Regions from separate parts of the Homo sapiens genome. Here region 1 is linked to region 2. Evidence: read pairs that join two places in POLR2A ChIA-PET (ENCODE). Cell type or tissue: GM12878. All regions are shown on one strand. Links, peaks and the distances in the headings refer to the core of each region. The heading gives the core; the rest is flanking DNA.

Region 1 (5,378 bases), core at 294-5,293, 160 kb after region 2:
AGCAAAAGATGTAAAGAAGCATTTTTACACCAACATGGCACATGTATACGTATGTAACAAACCTGCACGTTGTGCACATGTACCCTAAAACTTAAAGTATAATAATAATAAAATTAAAAAAAAACATTTTTAGTAAGCTCATTAAGCAACCAATAATTAGTCATAATGTAAGAAGAATGGAAGTTGGGGTGGACCATGTAAAAGAACCAAGTAAGTACTCAACTACCTTCAAAAAGTATGTTTTAAATGCAGTGAATAAAAGTAGGGCAGGGCGCGGTGGCTTACGCCTGTAATCCCAGCACTTTGGGAGGCTGAGGCAGGCGGATCACGAGGTCAGGAGATCGAGACCATCCTGGCTAACATAGTGAAACACCATCTCTACTAAAAATACAAAAAAATTAGCCGGGTGTGGTGGCGGGCGCTTGTAGTCCCAGCTACTCCGGAGGCTGAGGCAGGAGAATGGTGTGAACCTAGGGGGCGGAGCTTGCGGTGAGCCGAGATTGTGCCACTGCATTCCAGCCTGGGCGACAGAGAGAGACTCTGTATCAAAAAAAAATATATATATATAGATATCTATATATAATATATATGTATATATATAGATATCTATATATCTATATATATACACACAAAAATTAGCTGGGTGTGGTGGTGTGCACCTGTAATCCCTGCTACTCAGGAGGCTGCTGTGAAAGGATCACCTGAGCCCAGGAGGTCCAGGCTGCAGTAAGCTGCGATCGCACCACTGCACTTCAGCCTGGGAGAGCCTGTCTCAAAAAATAAAGTACAATACAGGCCAGGCACAGTGGCTTATTCCTGTAATCTCAGCACTTTGGGAGGCCGAGGTGTAAGGATACGTTGAGGCCAGGAGTCCAAGACCAGACTGGGCAACAAAGCGAGACTCTACAAAATTAAAATTTTTTAAATACAGTATACAGTACATTGGGACATATTGTACACAGTATACATAATTTTTGCCAATTATATACCTCAATAAAGCTGGAGAAAAAAGTGTCTAATTCAATGACTTTTAGTATATTCATGAAGTTGTGTATCTATCACCACTATCAACTTTAGAAATTTTCATTACTTGAAAAAGAAACCCAACATCCCTTAGCAGTCATGCTTTTGTTTTTTAAAATAATATTTTTAGCAATATTTGACTTTTAAAATGTATATATTCCTTTGATAAAACAAAAAATAATGCCGTCTTAAACCACTGTATGCATTTCAGATTATTTCCTTAAGGGCACTCTTCAGAACCTTCCTTTATTGCCAGTATTTCCCCATCATGTTGTACTAGTAAATATTACCACTCATGGCCGGGCACAGTGGCTCATGCCTGTAATCCCAGCACTTTGGGAGGCCGAGGCGGGCGGATCACCTGAGGTCTGGAGTTCGAGACCAGCCTGACCAACATGGTGAAACCCCCGTCTCTACTAAAAATACGAAAAATTAGCCTGGCGTGGTGGCGGGCACCTGTAATCCCAGCTACTCGGAAGGCTGAGGCAGGAGAATCGCTTGAACCTGGAAGGCGGAGGTTGCAGTGAGCAGAGATCGCGCCACTGCACTCCAGTTTGGGCAACAAGAGCAAAACTCTATCTCAAAAAAAAAAAGTATATATATACATATATATATATACACACACATATATATATACACACATATATACACATATATATACATATATATGCATATATATGTATATATATATAACCATTCATGTATATAAAAGGTTCACACTACTCATGGCAAATATAAGTATTCTCTTCAAAAATACTCATATGGCTGGACATGGTGGGTTTATACCTATAATCCCAGCACTTTGGGAGACTGAGGTGGGAGGATTGCTTGAGCCCAAGAATTTGAGACCAGCCTGGGCAACATAATGAGACCTCATCTCTAAAAATATTTTAGAAATTAGCTGAGGATGGTGGACCACGCCTGTAGTCCAGCTACTATGGAGACTGAGGTGTGAGGATTGCTTGAGCCTGGGAGGTCAAAGCTACAGTGAGCTGTGAGGGCGCCACTGCACTCCTGCCTGGGCGACAGAGCAAGACCCTGTCTTTAAAAAAAAAAAAAGTTCATATGAAGGTGAAAGTAATGGGGATTTGTGTTTAAGTGAAGATTTGGTGTGGTTGAATGTATCAGATGGCATTTTCAGTATGGCATATTATTTCATTGAATCCTTCAAACAAATTGAGTACTTTTTTTATTACAGTCTTTTTACAATTGAAGAAATAGTAATATACAACTCACCAGAACTCAACAAAGCATAACCTGACCAAACCAGGTTTCAAACTTCCTGAAACCAAAACTCTTGCTACCCGGCCGGGCACAGTGGTTCACGCTTGTAATCCCAACACTTTGGGAGGCCGAGGGGGCAGATCACTTGAGCTGAGGAGTTCAAGACCAGCCTGGGCAAAATAGTGAGACCTTTTCTCAAGAAAAAAATTTTTAAAAGAGCCAGGTGTGATGGCGTGCACCTGTAGTCCCAACTACTTGGAAGGCTGAGGTGGTGGGACTGCTTGGGCACGGGACATCAAGGCAGCACTCCATGTGTGCAGAGGATTGTGGCCTCTGCACTCCAGCCTGGATGACATAATGAGAGCCTGTCTCCCCCCCCCAAAAAAAAAAGAAAAAAAAGAATTAACTGAAAATTGGAATTATTCCCACCCTGCATGATTATCTTACAGTCACACTGCTCTTAATCAGCCTTTTAGTGCCTCACTCTTAACCATAAGGGGAACTAAGATTAAAACTTTGAGAAGACCAGCCTGGGGAACATGGCAAAAACCCATCTCTACAAAAAATACAGGAAATTATCCAGGTGTGGTGGTGGTGTGCGCCTGTGGTCCCAGCTACTAGGGAGGCTGAGATTGGAGGATCACTTGAGCCTGGGAAGTCGAGGCTGTGGTGAGGTGAGATGTTGCCACATCACTTCAGCCTGGGTGACAGAGCAAGACTCTATCTCATAAAAAAAAAATTAAAAAAAAAATTTTTTTTAGAAGAGCCTTCAACATAAAAGAAACCAAGACGAAAAATAACCTGGATGAAACTTAATCTAGGGATCAGAATTATTAAAACAAAAATCTAGGCTGGGCGCCGTGGCTCACGCCTGTAATCCCAGCACTTCGGGAGGCCGAGATGGGCGGATCACGAGGTCAAGAGTTCAAGACCAGCCTGACCAACATGGCGAGACCCTGTCTCTACTGAAAATACAAAAGAAATTACTGGGTGTGGTGGTGGGCGCCTGTAATCTCAGCTGCTCGGGAGGCTGAGACAGGAGAATCGCTTGAATCCTGGAGGCAGAGGTTGCAGTGAACCGAGATCTAGTTATTGACATCAAAGAAGTCATTGGGCCCATATAGAAACAGGATGCTATAAAAAGGAATTTTAAGAAAATAAGACTGTTAGGAATTCTATAAATTTCTTCTCCAACCCTTCCTTCCTTCCTTCCTTCCTTCCTTCCTTTCCCTTCCTTCCTTCCTTCCCCTTCCTTCCTTCCTTCCTTTCCTGACGGAGTCTTGCTCTGTCGCCCAGGCTGGAGTGCAGTGGTGCGATCTTGGCTCGCTGCAATCTGCCGGGTTCAAGCGGTTCTCCTGCCTCAGCCTCCCAAGTAGCTGGGACTACAGGCGCCCGCCACCACGCCTGGCTAACTTTTTGGCCAGGATGGTCTCGAACGCCTGACCTTGTGATCTGCCCACCTCGGCCTCCCAAAGTGCTGGGATTACAGGCGTGAGCCACCGCACCTGGCCTCCAACTTTATTTCTGTCCTGACAGGATTTAAGGGAGACCCACAGCATTCCTTGTAGGGAATAGGGGGTATAGTCTTATCTATATGGATAGACCACTATGAAAATGTTACCCACTTTACCAATGCCTAGGGGACTAATCATGCTTTTCATCTCAATTTACCTCGGTCACTCACTTCAGTATTTTCCGGTTATTTGGCATAAAACTCTGTATTTTCTTTTTTTTTTTTTTGATGGAGGGGCTGGTGGACAAGGTCTCACTCTGTTGCTCAGGCGGGAGTGCAGTGGAACCATCAGGGCTCACTGTAGCCACGACCCCAGGCTCACGTGATCCTCCCATCTCAGCCCCCTCAAGTAGCTGGGACTACAGGCACACACCACATATCCCTGGCTAATTTTTCATTCGTTAATTTTTGAGACAGAGCCGCATTCTGTTGCCCAGGCTAGAGTGCAGTGACTTGATGTCAGTTCACTGCAACCTCCACTTCCTGGGCTCAAGTGATCCTCCCATCTGAGCCTCCTGAGGAGCTGTGACTACAGGCGCACACCACAACAGGCTAATTTTTGTAGTTTTTGTAGAGATAGGGGTCTCACTATGTTGCTCAGGCTGGTTTCAAACTCCTGAGCTCAAGCAATCCACCGGCCTTGGCCTCCCAAAGTGTTGGGATTACAGGCGTGAGCCACTGCACCCTGCGTATTTCCTAATCTTTATCTAATCTTACTAACTGGCCCCCTATCTGCCTCCTTCCTCCATTCCCAAATTCTTAGGAACAGTCATGAGCAAAATTCCATGTAACTTTAACTTTTTTTTCTTTGTATGGAAACATGCTTTAATTTCTGTTGGGTAAACAGCTTGGAGTAGGTTGGGCGAGGTGGCTCACGGCTGTAATCCCAGCACTTTGGGAGGCCAAGGTGGGCGGATCACAAGGTCAGGAGATCCAGATCAGCCTGGCCAAAAAGGTGAAACCCCGTCTCTACTAAAAATACAAAAATTAGGCCCGGCGTGGTGGCTCACGCCTGTAATGCCAGCACTTTGGGAGGCCGAGGCTGGCAGATCACGAGGTCAGGAGATGGAGACCATCCTGGCTAACGCAGTGAAACCCCGTCTCTACTAAAAATACAAAAGAAAAAAAAAAATAGCTGGGCGTGGTGGCGGGCACCTACAGTCCCAGCTACTTGGGAGGCTGAGGCAGGAGAATGGCATGAACCCAGGAGGTGGAGCTTGCAGTGAGCCGAGATCACGCCACGGCACTCCAGCCTAGGCGACAGAGCTAGACTCCATCTCAAAAAAACAAAAACAAAAACAAAAAACAGCTTGGAGTAGAATGGCTATCACCACATCTCTTTATCCATTCAGTTTCTAACTCAAACATGACCATTCCCTGAAGCTACTGTTTCCACTAGAGCCTCTTCAGTTGGTGGCTATATATATTTTTTAATGTTGACAATCATGTCATGTATGAATAGAAGACTTTTACTTTTTTCTTGTCTTTCTTTCTTTCTTTGTTTTGTTTTGTTTTGTTTTGTTTTTTTTCAGAGATAGAGTCTTGCTGTGTTACCCAGCCTGGAGTGCAATGGCGTGATCATAGCTCATCATAACCTCAATCACTTAGGCTCAAGGGA
Region 2 (5,378 bases), core at 135-5,134:
AACCTCCACCTCCTGGGTCCAAGTGATTCTCCTGCCTCACCCTCCCAAGTATCTGGGATTACAGGTGCGTGCCATCACACCCAGCTAGTTTTTATATGGTTAGTAGAGACGGAGTTTTGCCATGTTGGACAGGCTGGTCTCGAACTCCTTACTTCAGATGATCCACCTGCCTCAGCCTCTCAAAGTGCTGGGATTACAGGCGTGAGCCACTGTGCCCGACCAGGAAAATGTTTTCCATAAATCAGAAACAGAAAAATTTAACAGAAAATATAAAAATTCCAGGCCAGGCCTGTAATCCCAGCACTTTGGGAGGCCAAGCTGGGTGGATCACCTGAGGTCAGGAGTTCGAGACCAGCCCGGCTAACATGGTGGAAACCCATATCTACTAAAAATACAAAAATCAGCTGGGCGTGGTAGTGCACATCTGTAATCCCAGCTACTTGGGAGGCTGAGGCAGGAGAATCGCTTGAACCCAGGAAGCAGAGGTTGCAGCAAGCCGAGATCGTGCCACTGCACTCCAGCCTGGGTGACAAAGCAAGACTCTGTCTCAAAAAAAAAAAAAAAAAAGATACATATATATATATATTCCATACTATGTTGATCCCACATAATAGTGCATACAAGTAACTTATAAATGATTTTTTTTTTTTTTGGAGACAGGGTCTCTATTGCCCAGGCTGTAGTGCAGTGGTGTAATCATGGCTCACTGCATCCTTGACCTCCTGAGCTCAAGCCATCTTCCCACCTCAACCCCCCAAGCAGCTAGGACTACAGGTGTGTGCCACCACAATGGCTTCGCTTATAAATGTTAAGCAAGCAGTAGGTTTTTGTTTTGAGATAGGGTCTCTGTTGCCCAGGCTGGAGTGCAGTGGCGTGATCACAGCTCCCTGCAGCCTCAGCCTCCCCAGCTCAAGCAATCCTCCCACCTCAGGCTCCGGAGCAGCTGAGCCCACAGGTGCATGCCATCACACTCAGCCAATTTTTTTACTTTTTTGTAGAGAGAGGGGGTCTCGATGTGTTGCCCAGGTAGGTCTTGAACTCCTGGGCTCAGGTGATCTCCCCACCTCAGCCTTCCAAATTGCTGGGATTACAGGCATGAGCCACCATACCTGGCCAGAAAGCAGTTTTTAACAGCTGTATTACAAAATACTGGTGTGTTCTAAACTTGAGAGGTATATTACAAGCAATGGTACCAGTTTGTTAAAGATGAATGTTATCTAAATAAATTACAACAGAATCAAGACTTTTCCTTAATATTTCATTCACATGCTTGTCTATATGATTTCTCTGAGCAGAAAGAAGCAGAGTGCTGAGCGCAGTGGCTCACACCTGTAAAACCAATTCTGACAGGCTGAGGCAGAAGAATTGCTTGAGCCTAGGAGTTTGAGACCAGCCTGCCAAGGTGGTGAAACCGTCTCTACAAAAAACTTTAATAATTAGCCAGGCATGCTAGCATGTGCCTTCTTATGTAGTAGTCCCAGCTACTCAGAAGGCTGAGAAGGGAGGATAACTTGAGCCCAGGAGTTCAAGGCTACCGTGAGCTATGATCACACCACTGCACTCCAACCTGTGTGACAGAGACCCTGTTTCTAATTAAAATAAAAATGAAAGAAGCGGACTATGGCTACTGCTCTCCAAACTAAGTAACTCACAGCCTCTTTCTTCCATATCATAGCTGAGATGACATGTGCACAAAGATGCGCATAAACATCATTAGTCATACTGGGAAAAATGCTTAGAACTACTGTGATAAAGAAAGCAATTATTGGGCCAGGCGCGGTGGCTCACACCTGTAATCCCAGCACTTTGGGAAGCCAAGGCAGGCGAATCACCTGAGGCCTGGAGCTCAAGACCAGCCTGGCCAATATGGTGAAACCCCATCTCTACTAAAAATACAAAAATTAGCTGAGCATGGTGGTGGGTGCCTGTAGTCCCAGCTACTTGGGAGGCTGAGGCAGGAGAATTGCTTGAACCCAGGAGGTGGAGGTTGCAGTGAGCCGAGACTATGCTCTGTGCCACTGCACTCCAGCATGGGCAACAAGAGCAAAACCCTGTCAAAAAAAAAAAAAAAGAAAGAAGGAAAGAAAGAAAAGCAAGCAAGCAAGCAAGGATTAACAAATAAAATAAACAAACAGATTTTAAAAGTCTGTTCAAAATTTCAAGCAAGTCAGTTTCTTCTACATTACCTTTCCCAAGAGTAACAAAGCAGCAAAATATATATTGTATAAAAAGCAAACTTGTTTTTGCCAGGGCATGGTAGCTGTAATCCCAGGACTTTGGGAGGCTGAGGTGGGCAGATCACTTGAGGTCAGGAGTTCGACACCAGCCTGGCCAACAGAGTGAAACCCCGTCCCTATTAAAAATACAAAAATTAGCCGGGCATGGTGGCAGGTGCCTGTAATCCCAACTACTCAGGAAGTTGAGGCACAAGAATCGCTTGAACTCGGGAGGTGGAGGTTGCAGTGAGCTGAGATCGTGCCACTGCACTCTAGCCCGGGTGACAGAGTGAGACTCCATCTCAAAAAAAAAAAAAAAGAGCAAACTTGTTTTTAAAAACTATGTTGTGGCCGGGTGCAGTGGCTCATGCCTATAATCCCAGCACTTTGGGAGGCCAAGGCGGGCGGATCACGAGGTCAGGAGATCGAGACCATCCTGGCTAACATGGTGAAACTCCGTCTCTACTAAAAATACAAAAAAATTAGCCGGGCATGGTGGCAGGTACCTGTAGTCCCAGCTACTCGGGAGGCTGAGGCAGGAGAATGGCATGAACCCGGGAAGCGGAGCTTGCAGTGAGCCGACATTGCGCCACTGCACTCTAGCCTGGGCCACAGAGCGAGACTCCGTCTCAAAAAAAAAAAAAAATAAATATGTTAAAAGATAAAAGATGATAGCAGCCAGAACACTGACTTCTAAGTCTGGTGCATATACCAGGAAGATGCTTACTGCATCCCTAATTCAATTTGAAATACTTTTATTAGCTATTAAATTTTGAAAGCTCTGCACTTGTAATACTTGTCAATGAGTGCAGTCAGGCATAAACCAGCTTCATTCTGTCATTCTGTATTTTTACAAAGCTGAGACACATCTGTGCTTTGGCCTAAATTTAAAAAAAAAAAAAGGAAATGAAAATTCAATATGAAAATAAGCAATAAGAAGGTAACTTTCTCCAAAACAAAAGAACAGAGGTCGTAAATGTTATCAAATACATATGTAAGCCCTACTATACACCTAAAAATTGGTTTAGTTTAGAAAAATGTACTTTTCCAAAGAGTTAATTCTTTAAAAATAAAATATGCATTTATAATTTAAAATTTAAATACCAAAAGTTAAAAAAAAATGGAAAAATGCAGGTACTTTCCTCTCCTCAGAGATAGCTTCTATTAAAAATCTTCACGTCAGCTGGGCACGGTGACTCATGCCTGTAATCCCAGCACTTTGGGAGGCCAAGGCAGGCGGTCAAGAGATCAAGACCATCCTGGTCAACATGGTGAAACCCCGTCTCTACTAAAAATACAAAAATTAGCTGGGCATGGTGGCACGCGCCTGTAATCTCAGCTACTCAGGAGGCTGAGGCTGGAGAATCACTTGAACCCGGGAGGCAGAGGTTGCAGTGAGCAGAGATCGGGCCACTGCACTCCAGCCTACTGACAGAGCGAGACTCCGTCTCAAAAAAAAAAAAAAAAAAAAAACCTTCATGTCTGACCAGGTGCAATGGCTCACACCTGTAATCCCAGCACTTTGGGAGGCGAAGCCAGGTGGACTGCATGAGCTCAGGAGTTCGAGACCAGCCTGGGCAACATTGCAAAACCCCAACTCTACAAAAAATACAAAAATTAGCCAGGCGTGGTCTCAGCTACTAGGGAGGCTGAGGTGGGTTGGTAGCTTGAGCCTGGGAGGTGGAGGCTGCAATGAGCCGAGATCGCCCCACTGCACTTCAACTTGGATGACAGAGTGAGACTCCCGTCACACACACACACACACACACACACACACACACACACACACACACACACACAAAAGAAAAAGAAAAACCTTTATGTCTCAGGAAGATTTTAGAATTCAAAAAATACCAAAAATAAATAAATTAAAAAAATATTTTAAAACTTCATGTAACATTTTCTAAGCATATGCAAGTATGTATATATATATATATGCTATATATACTTGTTGAATTATGATTAAAATAATTTAAGAAGTCTCAGCTGGGTGCAGTGGCTCACGCCTGTAATCCTAGCACTTTGGGAGGCCCAGACAGGTGGATCACCTAAGGTCAGGAGTTCGAGACCAGCCTGGCCAACATGGTGAAACTCTGTCTCTACTAAATATACAAAAATTAGCTGGGCATGGTGGCGCACGTCTGTAATCCCAGCTACTCAGGAGGCTGAGGCAGGAGAATTGCTTGAACCCGGGAGGCAGAGGTTACAGTGAGCCGAGATCACCCCACTGCACTCCAGTCTGGGCAACAAAGTGAGACTCTGTTTCAAAAAAAAAAATTAAGAAGTCTTTAATATAGCTTCTATTTGTAATTAGACTGGCTGCTGTAATTATTCAGTTTTTAGGTTAACTATTTAAGGCCATGGTTCACCATAATATTATTTATAATTGTGAAAAACTGGAAACTACATTCATGCCCAATATTAAAGGAAAACTTCAAATAAATCTGTTTATTTAAAATATCTTTGGATGCAGTGGTTCATGCCTGTAATCCCAGCACTTTGGGAGGTCAAGGCAGAAGGATCATTTGAGCCCAGGAATTCCATACCAACCTGAGCCTGTCTCTACAGAAAACAAACAAAAAAAAATTAGTGTGGTAGTATGGACCTGTGGTCCTAGCTACTCAGGAGGCAGAGGTGGGAGAATCGCATGAGCCCAGAAGGTTGAGGCTGCAGTGAGCCATGATCACGCCACTAAATTCAAATAGTAAAACACAAATCAAAGGAGAAAATGTAGGAAGAACTCTGATGATTGTATCAACGAATACAAAGTAATAGGTTTTGGGTGTGGGGAATGAGCAGGTAATACAAAAGGAAGAAGAAAATGCTACAAATTTACTTGAAGCCTGGTAGGCTCTCAGCACTCAATACAACAATGCAAGACCTAGGAGTCTTTGCAGAATGTTTTTTGTTTGTTTATTGTTTTGAGACGGAGTCTCGCTCTGTCGCAAGGCTGGAGTGCAGTGGCACAATGGCTCACTGCAACCTCCACCTTCCGAGTTCAAGTGATTCTCCTGCCTCAGCCTCCCAAGTAGCTGGGATTACAGGCGCGCATGACCACACCCAGCTAATTTTTGTATTTTTAGTAGAGACGGGATTTCACCACGTTGGTCAGGATGGTCTCAATCTCTCGACCTCGTGATCCACCGGCCTCGGCTTCCCAAA

What was found. Peaks named below come from ENCODE experiments on the same cell type or tissue, not always from the same donor. Only the 100,000 strongest peaks of a DNase experiment are listed, where the experiment ranks them.
Region 1: POLR2A ChIA-PET joins it to region 2 with 6 read pairs; 4 of 35 experiments call an interaction of 5 or more read pairs at or near these places.

The regions. Positions count from the first base shown.
Region 1 is chr4:39,790,019-39,795,396 of GRCh38, forward strand. No RefSeq gene overlaps it. Among named protein-coding and RNA genes, the nearest start is that of UBE2K, 95 kb to the left of the region's middle. In GM12878, for the core only: no CTCF peak of the experiment used is centred there; a DNase peak (open chromatin) is centred at 2,242.
Region 2 is chr4:39,628,812-39,634,189 of GRCh38, forward strand. All of the region lies in intron 1 of SMIM14 (small integral membrane protein 14), which reads right to left. Among named protein-coding and RNA genes, the nearest start is that of SMIM14, 7.4 kb to the right of the region's middle. In GM12878, for the core only: no CTCF peak of the experiment used is centred there; a DNase peak (open chromatin) is centred at 3,045; H3K4me3 peaks cover 560 bases; H3K27ac peaks cover 1,918 bases.